Linked DNA regions of Homo sapiens: region 1 is linked to region 2. The links are chromatin loops, found by intact Hi-C in ENCODE. Cell type or tissue: Panc1. All regions are shown on one strand. Each heading gives the region's core, and the rest is flanking DNA. Links, peaks and the distances in the headings are about the cores only.

Region 1 (8,328 bases), core at 50-8,049, 150 kb before region 2:
CCTCAGGAGTGTAAGGGGGAAGAGTGGCTAAGAGTTTCTGCTTGGATTTCCCATCTTGGGCTCAACCCATGGCCCTTGATGCTCCCTAGTTATGTGGCCTTAGACAAATCACTCTTAACCTCTTCAGCCCTGTTTGCTGAGCAGTAAGCTGGGGTCAGGATGCATCTGTCTGCACAGTGATGTGGAGGAGGATTAAATTAGGTGATGTGTTAAGTGCTTAGCACAGTATCCTGAGCATAGAAAACCCTTATGAGAGCCCAAAGGAGAAAAAATTAAAAGATTTGGACCCAGGCCCAAGGAGTGATGGTGGTGGTGCTGATGGGGTGGGTGTGGTGGAAATAGGGAGGCCTGGACACAACCTGGTTATCAGCACAGAGGTCTGGGCAGAACTCACCTCCCTCCCAACTTCACACCCTGTGGGCAGAGCAGAGAGCCTCCCATTGGCCCCTTACCTGGTCCTGGCTGAGGATGTTCTGCAGAGGCAGAGGCCTAGGCAGGACAGCACCGGGCTGCTGGGGCTTAGGGATGGCACCCCCTCCAGCGCTTTTTCTCTGCTTTCCTCCAAGGCTGCATTCGCGATTCTATGAGCTGGCCCCCAACCTCGTCCCAATGGACTACAGGAAGAGCCCCATCGTCCACGTGCCCATGAGCCTCATCATCCAGATGCCAGAGCTCCGGGTATGTGCAGGACCTCTTGCTGGCGAGCAGGGGATCTGTGCCTCTGGACCAGCAGCAGAGGCCCCCAGGTCTAGGCTGAACCCAGCTCCACCCTTTGTGTCTGCGTGGCTCTGAGCAGATCACAGAACCTCTCTGTGCCTCAGTTTCCTCATCTGTACTCTGAATAAATAAGCTATGTGGGCTCTGTAAGGGTGCTGTACATCAGTGGCCACCCAACTGCAGGCCATGGGCTTGTGCTCATTTGCTTGTCCCTTTGTTAAGTGGCCCCAAGCCTGCTGTAGTTGGCAGACCTGTGTCTGCTTTGTTAGATAACTTTTCTGTCTCCCCGTTGTCTGGCTGTGGCTTCTCACTGAGGTCAGCATGGTGGTCATCCATAGCATCATTTCTCAGACTTTAACGTACCTGTTAAAATTTAATTTTAAACTCCCCAGGGATCTTGTCCAAATGCCAATTCAGGCTCAGTACATGTGGAGTAGAGTCAGGATTCTGCTTTTCGAGCAAGTTCCCAGGTGAGACTGATGCTGCTGATCCTCAGACCATATATATCTGAATGTTTCGTTTCATGAGTTCCTTATCCATAATATGTAAAGTGCATTCAGCATTAAGAAGGCATTTGGGGCACAACTCCCCATTGCAGTGGGACTTCGTCAGTAGCCCCTTGCCAGGCCTGGGATGTGTGGCTTGAAGGTGGAGTCAGAGTGCTATATGGCATCCACTTGGGGCCTGCACTCTGGTTGTGACCTCAGTCCTGAGAGACAATGGGCCCCAGGCTCAGCCCTGGACCAGCACCCCGTCTGGCCCAGCAAGGGGCTCAAGAGCAAGCTCAGAGGGTTGCTGGAGCAGGTGAGACACTCATGGGTAGGACCCAAGTGGTCTGTCTCTGAGCCTCCCGCACTGGCCTGGGCTGGGCACGGAATGGCGCTAGCCAAGCGCTAGCTCAGTTGGGATGGAAGGGCTGCAGGATGAGTGATTTGGGGATCTAGGAAGGCATCCGTGTACAGCTCCCTGGGAGAGGCAGCATCCAAGGTGGTCTAGGGGAGAATTCACAGGAGCAGAGTGACAGCAGACCTGGGCCTGAACTGGCTGTATGGCTCTTGCTGCTTGACTGGTCCAGTTATCTGACCCCACATCCACCTCCCACGATCCTGGCCTGACACGGCCTGAGCTGAGGGCCACCAGTGCCCTGGGCTGTCATCTTCTTCTGCTGGGGACAGAGCCCTACACATCCAGGCAGAGCCTCTGTGTGCTCTTCTGGGTAACAGGACGAATCTGTGCTTCTGCTTCTGCTTCAGATGAGGCAGTGCCTCCAGTGATAACACACTGGCTGTGCTCAGCATTTTTTTTTTTTTTTTTTTTTGGAGACATGGTCTTGCTCTGTCGCCCAGGCTGGAGTGCAGTGGGACGATCATGGCTCACTGAAGCCTCAAACTCCTGGGCTCAAGTGATTCCTCCACCTCAGTCTCCCAAATAGCGGGACTACAGGCGTGCACCACTGTCCCTGGCTGTGCCCATCTTAATGATGTGACATGACCCAGTAGAATGCTTCCTGAGCTCTTACATGTGCCGGGCCTGGTACCAACACCTTACATACTTTAGCTCATTTAATCCCATCACAACCCAATTAAGAAGGTGTTATTATTATTCCCTTTTTACAGATGGGGAAACCGAGGCTCAGAGGGATTTGGTCACTCCTCCAGGGTCACACAGGCTGTCCACAGTCTGGCTCCGGGGCCCTCCTGCTTATCCTGCACCCACAGTGATTGCTGTGTGTGTTTTCTTCAGGAGAATCCCTTCAAAGAAAGGATCGTGGCGGCGTTTTCCGAGGATGGTGAGGGGAACCTCACTTTCAACGACTTTGTGGACATGTTTTCCGTGCTCTGCGAGTCGGCTCCCCGAGAGCTCAAGGCAAACTATGCCTTCAAGATCTATGGTAACCAGGGCTAGAGGAGGGGGCCTGAATATGCGGTGGGGGAACATGTGGGGCCCTTAGGCTGTCTGGTTACTACTGGCTCCTGCCCTAGGGACACCAAGAACAGTGAAGCTGATCTGTCCTCTGAAGAGTGCCTGTCCAGTGGGGTGGCCAAGGGAGACGATCAGTCCCTGAGAGACATCTGTGAGGGTCCTGAGAACGAAGGAGGGAGGGACTCACCCATCCCAGGTCGGGTGGTTAGTGTGAGAGGGGTCCCAGGCATGACCTTTAAGCAGGGACTAGCAGAGGCTTGGACTGGAGAAGAGGGGGCTGGCAGACCTGACAGAGGGCGCAGCCCATGCAGACACAGGGAAGCGCAGAGCTTGATAAGGAGATGGGAGGAACTTGGAAGGTGGTGGGACAGGGGGCGGTATGAGTCTGGAGAGAATCTGGGGCCAGGCTGTGGGAGCCAGCCACAGAGTTTGGACCTAGTGATCCAGACACCAGGGCCACTGCAAGGTTTCCAGTGAGGAAGGGCAGCTCTGTTTTCTAGAAGGATCACTCAGCAGCTTTGAGGTGTAAAATGGAGGAGCCAGAGAGGCTGCCTAGGCCATGGTGGTAAGGCCAGGCCTGCAGGGGGGCCTCTGGAGCCCCCCCGAATACTGCCTGAGGTAGGGCCACCTGGATTCACCCCGCCCAGCTCTGCCCTCAGGCTGGCTGTCTCACCAGCCACCAGAGGGCGGCGGGCACTCATGAGCCAAGGACTCATGCTTCTCCCACAGCCACAGGGAGAAAACTTCATACCCACGAGCTCACCCCCTCTGCTGGCCTGACAGACCCATGGGGACTGGTGTCAAATCCTCAGATAGACCTCAGTTGAGATGCCTAAGGCCTAGGAAGGGGCTGGGACCCAACTTGGACCTGAAGAGTCAAGGTCAAAGCTCCTGTCCTCAGCACGTTTGATCAGACACTGGATCCCAAAGGCAGCAGGGCCTATCAGGGGCTGACATTTTGCTTTCTTTTTTCTTTTCTTTTCTTTTTTTTTTTTTTTTTTGAGACAGAGTCCCACTGTCGCCCAGGCTGGAGTGCAATCGTGTGATCTCGGCTCACTGCAACCTCTGCCTCCCGGGTTCAAGCGATTCTCTTGCCTCAGCCTCCCAAGTTCAAACGATTCTCCTGCCTCAGCCTCCTGAGTAGCTGAGATTACAGGTGCCCGCCACTACACCTGGCTAATTTTTGTAATTTTAGTAGAGATGGGGTTTCACCATGTTGGTCAGGCTGGTCTCGAACTCCCGACCTCAGGTGATCTGCCTGCCTTGGCCTCCCAAAGTGCTGTGATTACAGGTGTGAGCCACCACGCCCAGACTGACGTTTCACTTTCTAGTTATCATGTTTATTTCAGAGGACTTTGGTTTCTGTCTGTGCACCCACGTTTTGCTTGCATATTAGAAAGAAAATACCTGCCAGTCTGCCCTCCACAAACTATGCCCACATGGCTCATGTAAAAAGCTTCTCAGATTCCACCCAACATCCGCCCGGTCTTGGACCCCATAGCATTGCTCCTGGGACGGGCTGCTGTCTGCCCAAGACAGGGGCGTGCAGATCGCATGGACCGGGTGGGCACAGGAATACATGGAAGAACTGTGGCTTCCTTGCTGCTCTAGGCTGGGGGTGGAGTGGGGAGAGGCAGCCAGGGCCCTCCTAGTCTGGCGCTGGGGAGGCCTGGGGCCTCATTTGCAACAATGATCATCTCACTTCTGAGCCTCAGTTTACTCAGGTTAAATGGCCACAGGAATTCAGCCAGCCAGCCAGCAAATCTTTCCAGAGATTTGCTATGTCCCATGCCATGGGCAGAGATGAATACTCCCTGACGCATACCCTAGAGTTGTGCCCAGGCCTCTGCAGAGATAGACAGGGCAGAGTCACCCCAAGAGCTTGGGCTCTAGGGTCCAACAATGACCGGGATGTGACCTCAGGCAGGTACCTCTCCTTTTCACCTCCCTGTTTCTTTTTTTATTTTTGAGATAGAGTCTCGCTCTGTCAACGAGGCTGGAGTGCAGTGGTGCGATCTCAGCTCACTGCAAGCTCCGCCTCCTGGGTTCACGCCATTCTCCTGCTTCAGCCTCCTGAGTAGCTGGGACTACAGGCGTCCACCACCACGCCCGGCTAATTTTTTTTTTTTTGTATTTTTAGTAGAGACGGGGTTTCACCGTGTTAGCCAGGATGGTCTCAATCTCCTGGCCTCGTGATCCACCCACCTCGGACTCGCAAAGTGCTGGGATTACAGGCGTGAACCACCGCGCCTGGCCACCTCTCTGTTTCTTCATGTGTATAGTGGAGATTCAATTGTGCCTGCCTCATAGTTTTGTTTTGAAAATTAAATGAGAAAGAGCATATAATGCTCACATGATGGGTCTTTGTCACTACCATTAATGTCAGAGTTTGCCAATGGGCAACAGAAGCTCATTTGCGGGGAAGAGGACCCTTATCGCTAGAAAGCCCCGCCACTGGGAGGTGATGTGTGAGCCAAAATTTGAAGGATGACCAGGAGTTTGCTGGGAAGGGACCCCAGGCAGAAGAAACAGCACATGCGCAGATCTGGTAGTTGGGCTCAAAATGTAAGAAGAGAGAGTTCACTTTGATGTGGCCAGGCATGGCTCGGTCCTCTGAACCATTTTGCTGTGCTTTGGGGCAGTGGTAGTGCCTTTTGCTGGGTAGAATCAAACCATGTTCCCTGCTCTGTGTGCACAAAGGCCAGGCACAGGCCCCTCTCTAAGGGTCTTTTGATTTTGAGTCTCCTGACCCACCGTGTCTTCTGGTCACACACCACTGAGGCAACGGGGTGCAGTTTAGAAAACATGGGTCTTAGAGTCCCATAGGCCCTAGTCAGAATCCCTGCTCCATCTCCGAGTGGCTCTCCCACCTTGATTCAATCGCATGGCCTTTTTGGGCCTTAGTTTCCTTAGCTCTAGAAGTCTAAAGGGAACACTGGGTCCACTGTGGGCTAAGGCCAGGAAGGGCTATCTGGCCTAAGCCTGAAGTTCTCAGGAAACCTCAGATTTGGACTTTTGACCTGCTTCAGGATGTGGTTTAGTCATTGTGGGGTTGTTGTTGGTGGTGGATGTGGGTGTTTAAGCGATGCCTGGTGGGTAAGCCCTCTTGGGGGCAGGGATCCAGTATCCCAAGAGTGTGCATGGAGATGCTCTGGGGACATCAGAAGCTGGTGGAGGTAGTGGGGCCAGCTAGGAGGAAGAGCTATAGTGTAGGGGTCCCTGGGTGCACGCAGCCTGGACTTGAACATGTCCAACCCCTGCCCTACAGACTTCAACACTGACAACTTCATCTGCAAGGAGGACCTGGAGCTGACGCTGGCCCGGCTCACTAAGTCAGAGCTGGATGAGGAGGAGGTGGTGCTTGTGTGCGACAAGGTCATTGAGGAGGCTGACTTGGACGGTGACGGCAAGCTGGGCTTTGCTGACTTCGAGGACATGATTGCCAAGGCCCCTGACTTCCTCAGGTGCTGCCACTACAGGGGCCGGGCTTGGGCAGGGCAGAGCAGGGCAGGCCGGGATGTTGGGGCTGAGGCCCCTATCACTCGCTATTTGTGAGCAGTGGTGTGCGGCCAGGAAGCAGGAGGTCACGTTCAAGCCACCCTTGCCCTAGACGTGTGACTGGCCTTTGTCCCCTGCAGGGGGAAGGTTGAAGACCTGGGGGCCCCTTCAGTGATAAGTGGGGGCAGAACTCCCTGGGCACCGCTGTTCCTCCGTCTTCCCCCAGTGTTGATTACCTGCATCCACTATGCAGGGTTCCCTAATGAGGCACTGTCCAGCATGGGGCTGGGGCCTGCTGTGCTTTTCCCTGAGGAGCCTTTACCTGCCCGACCCAGGGCCTCTCACCCTCTCTTGCCCTTTCTCTCTTTCTAGCACTTTCCACATCCGGATCTGAGGACACTGCCGAGGCTGTAGGGGCCTAGAAGTCCACCATCCTGCCCTGCAGTCACATGGGTGTGGCCTCCAAGCTCCCCAGGAAAGCAGTGGCAGCCTCTGGGGTTTACACCACAAATATATCCTGTGGCCCTTTCAGCAAAAAAAAAACCTTAACCAGGAAGGGGGCCTGTGAAGGTTAGGACCCTTCCCACAGCCCCGCTGTGGTCCAGCCCCGGGACCCATGGCCTCTCTCCAGGCCCTCCGCACCCCGCCCCATGCCCCAGTCCTTTCCTACTCCAGAAATGCTCCCCACCCCCCCAAAGAGGGAAAAGCAGATAACCCAACAGGAGGTGGTGGGGTCTGACGTGTCCAAGTGCTGGCAGACACCCTGGTCACCCAGGACAGAGCGGAAAAAAAAAAAAGAGGTCAGGGTTTTAACGAGCTATGCAATCTTTTTCCAAAACCCAAGGTTGGGCTGCTTCCCACCCCTGCCTGTTCCCCTTCTCCCGGCCTCCTTCACAATGTGAAGCTGTGGGTGCAGTGGGCCCAAGGGCTCTTGCTCCTGTCTCTGCCTCTGGGTCATGAGTACCACCCTGCCTGCCTCCCCAACACCGTGGAATCCTCACTGGTGTGCTGTCCACAGATTTGTGAACTCCTGGTAGTAAAACACTTTTGCATCCCTTTGCTCTCCATGTATGCTAATGTTAGGAAATGTTTGAGGGTACCTTTGCTTCTGATCCTTGAAATCCCACCATTGGTGTCTCACCTCTCGGCATTAGGCAGTGCCTCCTGCTTTAGGCACTAACTTTGATTTCAGTGCGTGTGCCATCGGGAGGAAAACACATTCATGCCCCGAACCTTCCGTGAATTCCCTGACAGTATCTCTGGTTAACATTTGGGAGTGCTAACCACTCAGGCACAGGGACAGTTGCTTCAGTCTCAATCCTTAAACCCCCAAGGAGGGAGGGACTCTTACAGGCCTATATTTCAGGAAAAGCTGCATAGCCAAGTGGTCACTAAGAGTAGATTTCCCACAAATGCAACCTGAGCCCGCTCTGCCCAGGGTCAGGGCAGGGAGGAGGGGCACGTATGGTGTTCTCTCTGGAGATGATCAGTCCTGTTTTCTGCATCCCAGGCCTGGGGGTTGTTGGGAGTGGGGTAGCAAGCCAGCTGTCCACCCTTATAGAGAAGGGGACATGTGGATAGGAAGGGAAGTGACACACAAAACAGGAAGTTTCCTGAGGGACAGAGTTCCAGGAAGAGCCAGCCTGACCTGAGGGTACAGCTGGAGCGAAGAGGCCTGAAGCAGAGGATGTGGCTTCTGGCCCTCCCCTCCTTTTCGCTGATGGGGCCGCAAGGAGGGGAACTGGTTTTGTTCTCGGTAGCAATTGCATGATGTCACTTGGCCAGTTAGAAAGGTGTCTGTGCTAGCACACAGCCTGCCACACATTCGGTAAGTGCTCAGTAGTGGGAGGCAGGTTCAGTCAGTCTGCCTGGGCCTCAGCATGCTTATCTGGGAAATGGGGGTGGTGACCCCTGCCTTTGGCCAATCTCATTCCTCTCCAGTCCCTCCTGTGCATGGATGGGAGGCACAAGGAAAGCAGGACATAGCCAGGAGCTGCAGGCACCTGCAAGGTCCTCTTCCACCTGCTCTCAGGCAGGCACCTCGGCTGTCTCGGAGCCTAGTTCTGTAGCAGGCTGGATGAGTCTCAAGATCCAAAGGGTGCCTTCAAGTGAGCTGAGGCCTTTGCGATAACCCCTGGCATGGCCTGGGTACCAGGAAACCCACTGGTGGGCTGCCGGATGCCAGGCCCT
Region 2 (8,328 bases), core at 325-8,324:
GGTGAAATCCCTCAGCTTTTGTTTTTGTCTGGGAAAGTTTATTTCTCCTTCATGTTTGAAGGATATTTTCGCTGGATATATTATTCTAGGGTAAAAGTTTTTTTTTTTTTTCCCTTCAGCCCATCACGTATATCATAGCACTCTCTCCTGGCCTGTAAGGTTTCCACTGAAAGTCTGCTGCCAGATATATTAGAGCTCCATTGTATGTTATTTGTTCCTTTTCTCTTGCTGCTTTAGGATCATTTCTTTATCCTTGACCTTTGGAAGTTTGAATATTAAATGCCTTCAGCTAGTCTTCTTTGGGTTAAATCTGCTTGGTGTCCTATAACCTTCTTGACTTGAATATTTATAGCTTTCTGTAGGTTTGGGAAGTTCTCCATTATTATCCTTTTGAATAAATGTTCTACCTCTGTCTATTTCTCTACTTCCTCTTTAAGGCCAATAACTCTTGGCTTTGCCTTTTTGAGGCTATTTCTAGATCTTGTGGGCGTGCTTCATTGTTTAAAATTTTTTTGTCTCCTCTAATTGTGTACTTTCAAATTGTTTGTCTTCAAGCTCACTAATTTTTTCTTCTGCTTAATTGATTCCACTATTAAGAGACTCTGATGCATTATTATGTCAACTGCATTTTTATCCCCAGAATTTCTGCTTGATTCTTTTTAATTACTTCAATCTCATTGTTAAATTTATCTGATAGAATTCCAAATTCTTTCTCTGTGCTATCTTTAATTTCTTTGAGTTTCCCTGAAACCACTATTTTGAATTCTCTGTCTGGAAGGTCACATATCTCTGTTTTTCTATGATTGGTCCCTGGTGCTTTAATTAGGTTGTTTGGTGAGGTCATGTTTTCCTGGATGGTCTTGATGCTTGTGGATATTCAATGCCTGAGCATTGAAGAGTTAGGTATTTATTGTAGTCTTCTCAGTCTGGCAGTGCATTACCCTTCCGGCTTTGATATGTGCCAATACACATGGAGTATTCCCAGCCAGAGAGACTCCCTCAAGCCTCAGTGTTCAGGGTTTTTACTGGAACTTCATCACAGAGGCATGCTTGATTGTCCATGTGGATCCTCTCAGTTTTCAGTTTCCAGTCCTTCCAGGGGTGACCTAAAGCCCAGACTCTAAATCTCTTAGTCGGATTTCCTGGCCTGGCTAGACCCCACCCTAAATCTCATTATTAGACTATCCATTATGATCCAAGATCCCCAGGCAAAGATACTCCTATTAGGCATTATGTGTCGAAGATTACCTCCCAGGAGTCTAGGACAAAGGTCAGACCTCTTTTTGGTCAACGTTAATTTTTATTTGAAACTATACAACATTGCCATCACTCTGTTATCCTTTCTGTTTTGTCTTCAAAATAACCCTAATTGGTGGGTAAGGATATTATTATAAACAAGATCTCAAGAGGGAAGACGCTGGGGCAAGGTTGCACAGTCGATCCTGGACTCATGGTACAAGACTCTTTCCACTCTCTGAGAGCCCTGAGTCCTGAGAAGATGGAAACAAGGTGTGTATATGTGTGTGTGTGTGCACATGTGTGTTTGTGTGTGTAAATGTACATCTAATGAGTATGTGTGGATATGTGTATGTCTCTGTGCGTTTGTGTATATATGTGGATGTTTGTCTGTAAGTATGGCTGTATATGTGTGTATCTGTTCAGCGGTGCACACCTGTAATGCCAGCTACTCAGGAGGCAGATGAAGGAGGATCACTTGAGCCCAGGAGTTTGAGAGAGAGAGAAAATTTCAATGATCTTCCTGCAATTAGAAGAAGAAACCTGGGGCTGGACATAAAAAGACAAAGCACAGCATAAAGAGGCAGAGAAATATCTGATGAAAAACAAGTGACCAAGAATTAATTAGTTCATCTATAAAGAAATATAGCACTTTAGCAGCAGAATACAACTGGAAAATAATTTCTTCTAGAACCATGATAACTGTCGATCACATATGTTAACTGCCAAAACGTGCAGGACTCTGTGCAGCAGAACTGGCGAGTAAAACCATCTATCTTTTTTTTTTTTTTTTTTTTTTTTTTTTTTTTTTTTTGAGGCAGAGTCTGGCTCTGTTGCCCAGGCTGAAGTGCAGTGGCGCAATCTCGGCTCACTGCGAGCTCTGCCTCCTGGGTTCATGCCATTCTCCTGCCTCAGCCTCCCGAGTACCTGGGACTACAGGTGTCCACCACGCCTGGCTAATTTTTTGTATTTTTAGTAGAGACAGAGTTTCACCGCGTTAGCCAGGATGGTCTCGATCTGACCTCATGATCCCCCTGCCTCAGCCTCCCAAAGTGCTGGGCTTACAGGCGTGAGCCACCATGCCCAGCCAAAACCATCTTTCTTAAACTTATTATTCTACAAGTGGCATTTAACTCTTCTCAATCAAGATTTCACAAACCTATCTCCAGCTTCCAGATGGTGAGGGAAAGTGTGATGAGATTTTATGATAAATCGTGCCTGTCTCTGAGCCCATCTCCTCCTGTTGAAGAGAAGGAAAATGAGGTGAGCACATTACAGCCCTGCCGACAAAAGTCACAAGATAAGCAAATAATTATTATTTAAAACCAGAGAGTCCTATAATTTATTCACAAATGCCACACATTCTATATTAGATCTTTCAGTTCAATTTACTTGTATTCTTTGAAGCAAATTTATAAGATTCAAATTATTCAGAAAATGCTCCCAAGGTAATAGAAGAAAATACTTTAACCACAGGAAGTATCATGCTACACAATATGGTGTGGTGGTGAAGGGTGCAGGCTCTAAAACCAGAAAACACAGGTTCAAGTCCTGGCCCTACCACCTTGGCAAGGTTACATGGTCTCTCTGTGCCTCCATTTCCCCATCTAAAATGTGGGAATGACAATAATAGTGTCTATTTCACAGAGCTGTTTTGAGGAAAATAATATATGTAAAGCACTGTGAACAGCAGTCAGTGCTATATAAGTGTTTGCTCTAGTTATTTTAACATTTCAGATGATAAATATCTACCCAGTTATTCAGATGACAAGCGTCCCTAAGCTGATAACATGATGAAGAGCTTTTGGGTTTCTTAATTTCCATCAGTTTTGTGAGGGAAAAAATACCACAAGAAGAAGAGCAACTGAAGCAGGCGTGAGGAGGAAACTTGGCTTAAGATTGGGGGGCTTGGGGTTATTAGGCTTTCATCTTCTAAAATGTCCTAAGCTCCACTGATAAGAAGACGCTTAATATCAATCTAGCTAAAAAGGACCAATAGGCCCCAAAAGACACTGAGTTAGAGACAAAAATAGCAGGGTAATAAATGAAATATGGAAAACTACACAACCAGAAAAATAAACAGCTACCAGTACCCAAAACGTGGTTAAATCTCACAGGATTATATTGAATGAAAGAAGCCAGCCACAAACGTGCACATACTGATTCCATTTATATGAAGTTCAAGAACAGGTGAAACTAATCCATGGAATCATGTGAGATTTAGCCATGTTTTGGGGACTGCCAATATGGCACTTTGAACAATGTGTGGAAAGGACAGAAAAACAAAAGAAGAAAACTGAGGTAGGTGGCTCCCTCAAGCCCTTTCATAAGGTCACTAATCCCATCCATGTGGGGGCTCCTCCCTCATGACTTAATCATCTCCTAAAGACTCCACCTCCTAATGCTATCACATTGGGGTTTAAGTTCCAACATGAATTTTGGAGGAGACACAATCATTCCAACCATAGCAAATATACTTTACTAAAAAAGAAGAAAAAAGAAAAATCTTGTCTCTAAACATAATATTTTCAGTTTATATATTTACAGCCCAGTTTTCCACTTGCTTACATACATATTTGTGACCACGAATGTCATTCTTAACTGAGAAAAGTTTCAGTAAGTTAATTTTTTTCTCACATTATCTATGAATATCTTATTCACATAAAACCAAATTTCTAACCTAGATTTTAGGTTGAGACAGAAACCCATAGTCATTAGTTGCAATGTGAGAATGACAGAGAGATATTAACTAGCAGAATCCAACTATAAAAATAAATTTAAGAGCACAATTCTCTACTCAATGTAGAGTTGTACTCTACTAATGACTCCCCCAGACAAATCATTACTTGGATAGCAATGAATCAACTAAAAATGGAAGTGAGAAAAGTTAGAGTCCTTTTTGCAATGGATGGATGTTTATGAGACTATTAAGTGAAGAGGGTTCAGAAACAAGGGGATAAAAGGCATGCTAATTTGGGGTTGAATGGAGTAATGAGATGATCTTGGAAACATAAGAATTGCGCTTAATGGGACTTGTCTACTTGCAATTCAATAAACCAATATACGTAAATTCAAAGAGACAAAGGACATGAGCACTCAGAACAAAACCATAGGAATACGGCCAGGTGCAGTGGCTCAGGCCTGTAATCCCAGCACTTAGGGAGGCTGAGGCGGGCAAATCACCTGAGGTCAGGAGTTTCTGACCAGCCTGGCCAACGGGGTGAAACCCCATCTCTTCTAAAGATACAAAAATCAACCAGGCGTGGTGGTGGACGCCTATAGTACCAGCTACTTGGGAGGCTGAGGCATGAGAATCACTGGAACCAGAAGGCGAAGGTTGCAGTGACCTGATTGTGCCACTGCACTCCAGCCTGGGCAACAGAACGAGACTCCGTCTCAAAACAAACAAACAAACAAACAAATAAAAATTTGCAGGAATAAATGTAGCAAAGAGGCACCAGAGTTGATATAAGGGTCACTGTTCCACATCTGACATCTTTAATTCTTGAGTCATGGAGATGGCAAGCCAAGAACAGAATCTTCTGACTGGAAGCTAAAACCAGCCTTTGGGATGGGTTCAGAGAGACTGTTCAGACTCAAGATGCCAAGGCAGATGTTGCCTGGTCGAAAATATCACGAATGCAACAGCATTTTCAAAAACAGTGGGCCTTGGGGAAAGAAAACGCTGTGTGTTTAAAAAGAAAAAAACAATTAAAAGAATAGAAACAAGGAAGAAAAAGTGATCAGACAGTAGGGTGACCAGAGGTTCTGGTTTGCAAGGTACAGCTAAGGTTATGACTATCCTGGTGCAATTATGATAGTGCCCCCTTTCACTTTCCGAAGTGTCTGGATTTGGATGATAAAGCATATGCTCACCCTACCAAAGAGAGGAAATTAGCCGGACGACCCATGTGTCCATTTTAAACGGTGTGGGCTGATCCACAGCTGCGTGCCGCTGCCCAGCTGAGCGGTGTGCACCACCTCTGCCTCGCCCTACCCCACCCTGCCCGAGTCTCCAGGAAGGCTGGAACAGAACCCTCGGTTCCCGCGCGGCTCTGGTGCCACCTGCAGGTTATATGGGGGAACTGCTTCTCCCCACCCCAACCCTGGACAGACTTGGACTTGGCCAAAAGACAGAGCACGCGAAGCCCCGGCAGGGGAATGGGCTGGACCCAACAGTGAAGTTCACGTTACAGAATCAGAAGGGCCCAGCTTAAACCAACAAAGCCCAGCTCCTCCTCTTCCTACCCACTCCTGTCCTGTCTCATTTTGTAGAAGGGAAACTGAAGCCTAATTCAGATTTTTCATTGGTAGGATTGTGAAGCATACAGCTGGAGCCTCCCAGGTGCCATTCCCCACATCTCTGTCTTTCCCCTAATACGTTAGGATAGTGGGGAAGCAAGCGAGCTTAAGCTTACTAAGCTCCTACTGTGTACTGGCCAGAGTGGGCACTTTTCTCTCCAGCCTTGCAATTGATGGGAAATAGGTGATTACACAGCTAGGATACAGGATTAGAGTGGGCTAGCGATGTGCTTACAGTCTCTCAGCTGAAACTGGAACCCAGTGTGAATATGTCAGTCTAAATGGAGAGCTCTATGCATGTTCCTCTCTATTCCCTTTGTTACCAATACCAATTCCCAAGGCAGAGCCCCAGGAGGGCTGGCCTGAAGGACCTGGAGGTTAATAGAAAACAGCTCAAGAGTGGTGTACACGTCACTGGACTTTGGATTTCCCCTGCTGTGTTGGAGCCTGTGATTGCTTCCGGCAGTAAACTGAGGACACTGTAGGGTTCACCTTCTTTTAGGGATCATAGTTCTGCTCGACCTGTTCTCCAATGTCCGAAAACTATTGTTTTATATATGTTGTTCCATTTTTCTAGTTGTTCAAGGTGGGAGGCAAATCTGGTCCCTGTTATCAATCATGGCCACATGTAGAGGTTGCAGGATGTTGTTTATATATCTTTTTTTTTTTTTTGAGACAGGATCTCACTCTGTCACCCCAAGTGGCACCATCTCAGCTCACTGCCACCTACACTTCGTGGCCTCAAGTGATCCTCCCACCTCAGCCTCCCAAAGTGCTGGGATTACAGGTGTGAGCCACTGCGCCCAGCCTAAAATTGTATCTTTCTTATTATCAGTGAAGTTAAACATTTTTTCCTGTGTGTCAGTGGCATTTGCATTTTTCTTTGAACTTTCATATATTTTTTCAATTTTTCTTAGAATTGTTGGTCTTTGTCTTCTCTACTTTTAGAATAGAATGAATATGATATTAATCATACTTCGAATTGTGGCCATGATGGAGTACCTGAATTGATGATGGTCTCCCAGCATAAACAACTACAAAGCTGGACAAAGTACATGAAGAAATTGTCTTCAGGCATTGGGCAATAGGCAGTTCCAGGTACAAACTGAGAGAAGGGAATCACATGAAGTGACTGCTACATTTTTCTGGTGGGGAAAGTTTCCAAACCCTCAATGACAGCATGAGGAAGCAGAGTCCAAGCCAAGAGGATCAGTCTTGTTTGGTGGAGGAAACAGGGACTGCCACTCAGGGCTGCTAAAATGTGTGTGGCAGAGTATCAGAAAGGACGGAGTTGCAGAGAAGGAGCCCCAGAAATCTTATAGAGGTTGTTGCAGGTCCTTGGCCAAATCCCAAACTACGAATGTGTGGATTGAGACTCTGCAAGGCCCAGCACAGAACAGCCGATGGGGAGCTGAAAGCTAAACATCGATTTCAGTGGTCACAGAGTGCTGGGGATACACCCGAATTCTGGCTCAACCAGAGTCTCCACTCTTGGAATCTCAGGTCTTGATGAATATCCCAGACATTCACAGAGGGCCTAGAAGGCCATGCCTTGGGATTAAGGAAGATTCCCTAGGAATAAGGGCAAAACTGAAAAACAGCTCACCCTAACAAAGCCTAAAATGTAGCCTTGACACACATGATCAAGTTAACCCATCAGTAATTTAATTCCCTGCAAAACAAAACTCAACACTAGAGTAGGATAACATAATCCATATCTCTACAATGAAGGTTCACAATGTCCAACAGATCAAGAAATACTTACTAGATAAGTGAAAAAGTGAGAAAATACATCCTAAAATTAAGAGAAAACCAGTCAATACGAACAGACCCACCATGCATGGTGGCTCATGCCTGTAATCCCAGCACTTTGGGAGGCCAAGGCAAGTAGATCACTTGAGCTCAAGACTTCGAGACCAGCCTGGGCAACATGGCAAAACCTCATCTCTACTAAAAATTCAAAAATGAGTTGGGTGTGGTGGTGTGTGGGGGTCCATAACCCCCAGGCTGTGGGCTCTACCAGTCAGTGACCTGTTAGGAACCAGGCTGCGCAGCAGGAAGTGAGTGGTGGGCAGCGAGCATTACTGCCAGAGCTCCGCCCCCCATCAGATCAGCAGGCATTAGATTCTCCTAGAAGTGTGAACCCTAATGTGAACTGCACATGCGAGGGATCTAGGTTTCACACTCTTTATGAGAATCTAATGCCTGATGATCTGAAGTGGAACAGTTTCATACCGTAACCACCACCCCCAACCCCGTCTGTGGAAAAATTGTCTTCCACGAAACCAGCCAGGACTGCTGGTGGCATGTGCCTGTGGTCCCAGCTACTTGGAAGGCTGAGGTGGAAGGATGGCTTGAGCCTGGGAAGTGGAGGTTGCAGTGAGCTGAGATCATGCCACTGCACTCCAGCCTGGACAACAGAGTGAGACCTTATCTCAAAGAAACAAACAAACAAAAAGGGCCAGGCATGGTGGCTCACACCTGTAATCCCAGCACTTTGGGAGGCTGAGGCAGGCAGATCACCTGAGGTCAGGAATTCAAGACCAGCCAGGTGAGGTGGAGGTTGCAGCAAGCTGAGATGGCGCCATTGTACTCCAGCCTGGGCTACAAGAGCAAAACTCCATCTCAAAAAAAAAAAAAAAAAAAGAAAAAGAAAAAGAAAAGACCCATAAATGGCTCACACATTAGAATTATTAGGCAAGAGCTTTAAAGTAACTGTACATACATTAAAGAATTTAGAGAAATATCAACACCTGTGAAGGATGGTGAAAAAAGAATAGAGAGAAATAA

The links. Hi-C counts contacts between places; a loop is a spot of excess contacts. Peaks named below come from ENCODE experiments on the same cell type or tissue, not always from the same donor. Only the 100,000 strongest peaks of a DNase experiment are listed, where the experiment ranks them.
Region 1: a loop joins it to region 2, with 8 times the contacts of the local background. A loop is called at or near these places in 106 of 110 quality-filtered maps.

What each region holds. Positions count from the first base shown.
Region 1 is chr15:78,103,515-78,111,842 of GRCh38, reverse strand. SH2D7 (SH2 domain containing 7) reads right to left here. Exons shown (of 6, transcript NM_001101404.2): 6 at 7,481-8,328. The coding sequence ends at 8,328. CIB2 (calcium and integrin binding family member 2) reads left to right here. Exons shown (of 6, transcript NM_006383.4): 3 at 567-678; 4 at 2,461-2,608; 5 at 5,909-6,104; 6 at 6,511-7,237. The coding sequence ends at 6,532. Among named protein-coding and RNA genes, the nearest start is that of SH2D7, 15 kb to the right of the region's middle. RefSeq lists an enhancer at 7,746-7,815. In Panc1, for the core only: CTCF peaks have their summits at 3,060 and 3,322 (motif pointing right); a DNase peak (open chromatin) is centred at 3,412.
Region 2 is chr15:77,956,535-77,964,862 of GRCh38, reverse strand. No RefSeq gene overlaps it. Among named protein-coding and RNA genes, the nearest start is that of TBC1D2B, 120 kb to the left of the region's middle. RefSeq lists an enhancer at 3,958-4,503 and a silencer at 5,162-5,456. In Panc1, for the core only: CTCF peaks have their summits at 5,024 and 5,301 (motif pointing left); a DNase peak (open chromatin) is centred at 5,332; H3K4me3 peaks cover 821 bases; H3K27ac peaks cover 545 bases.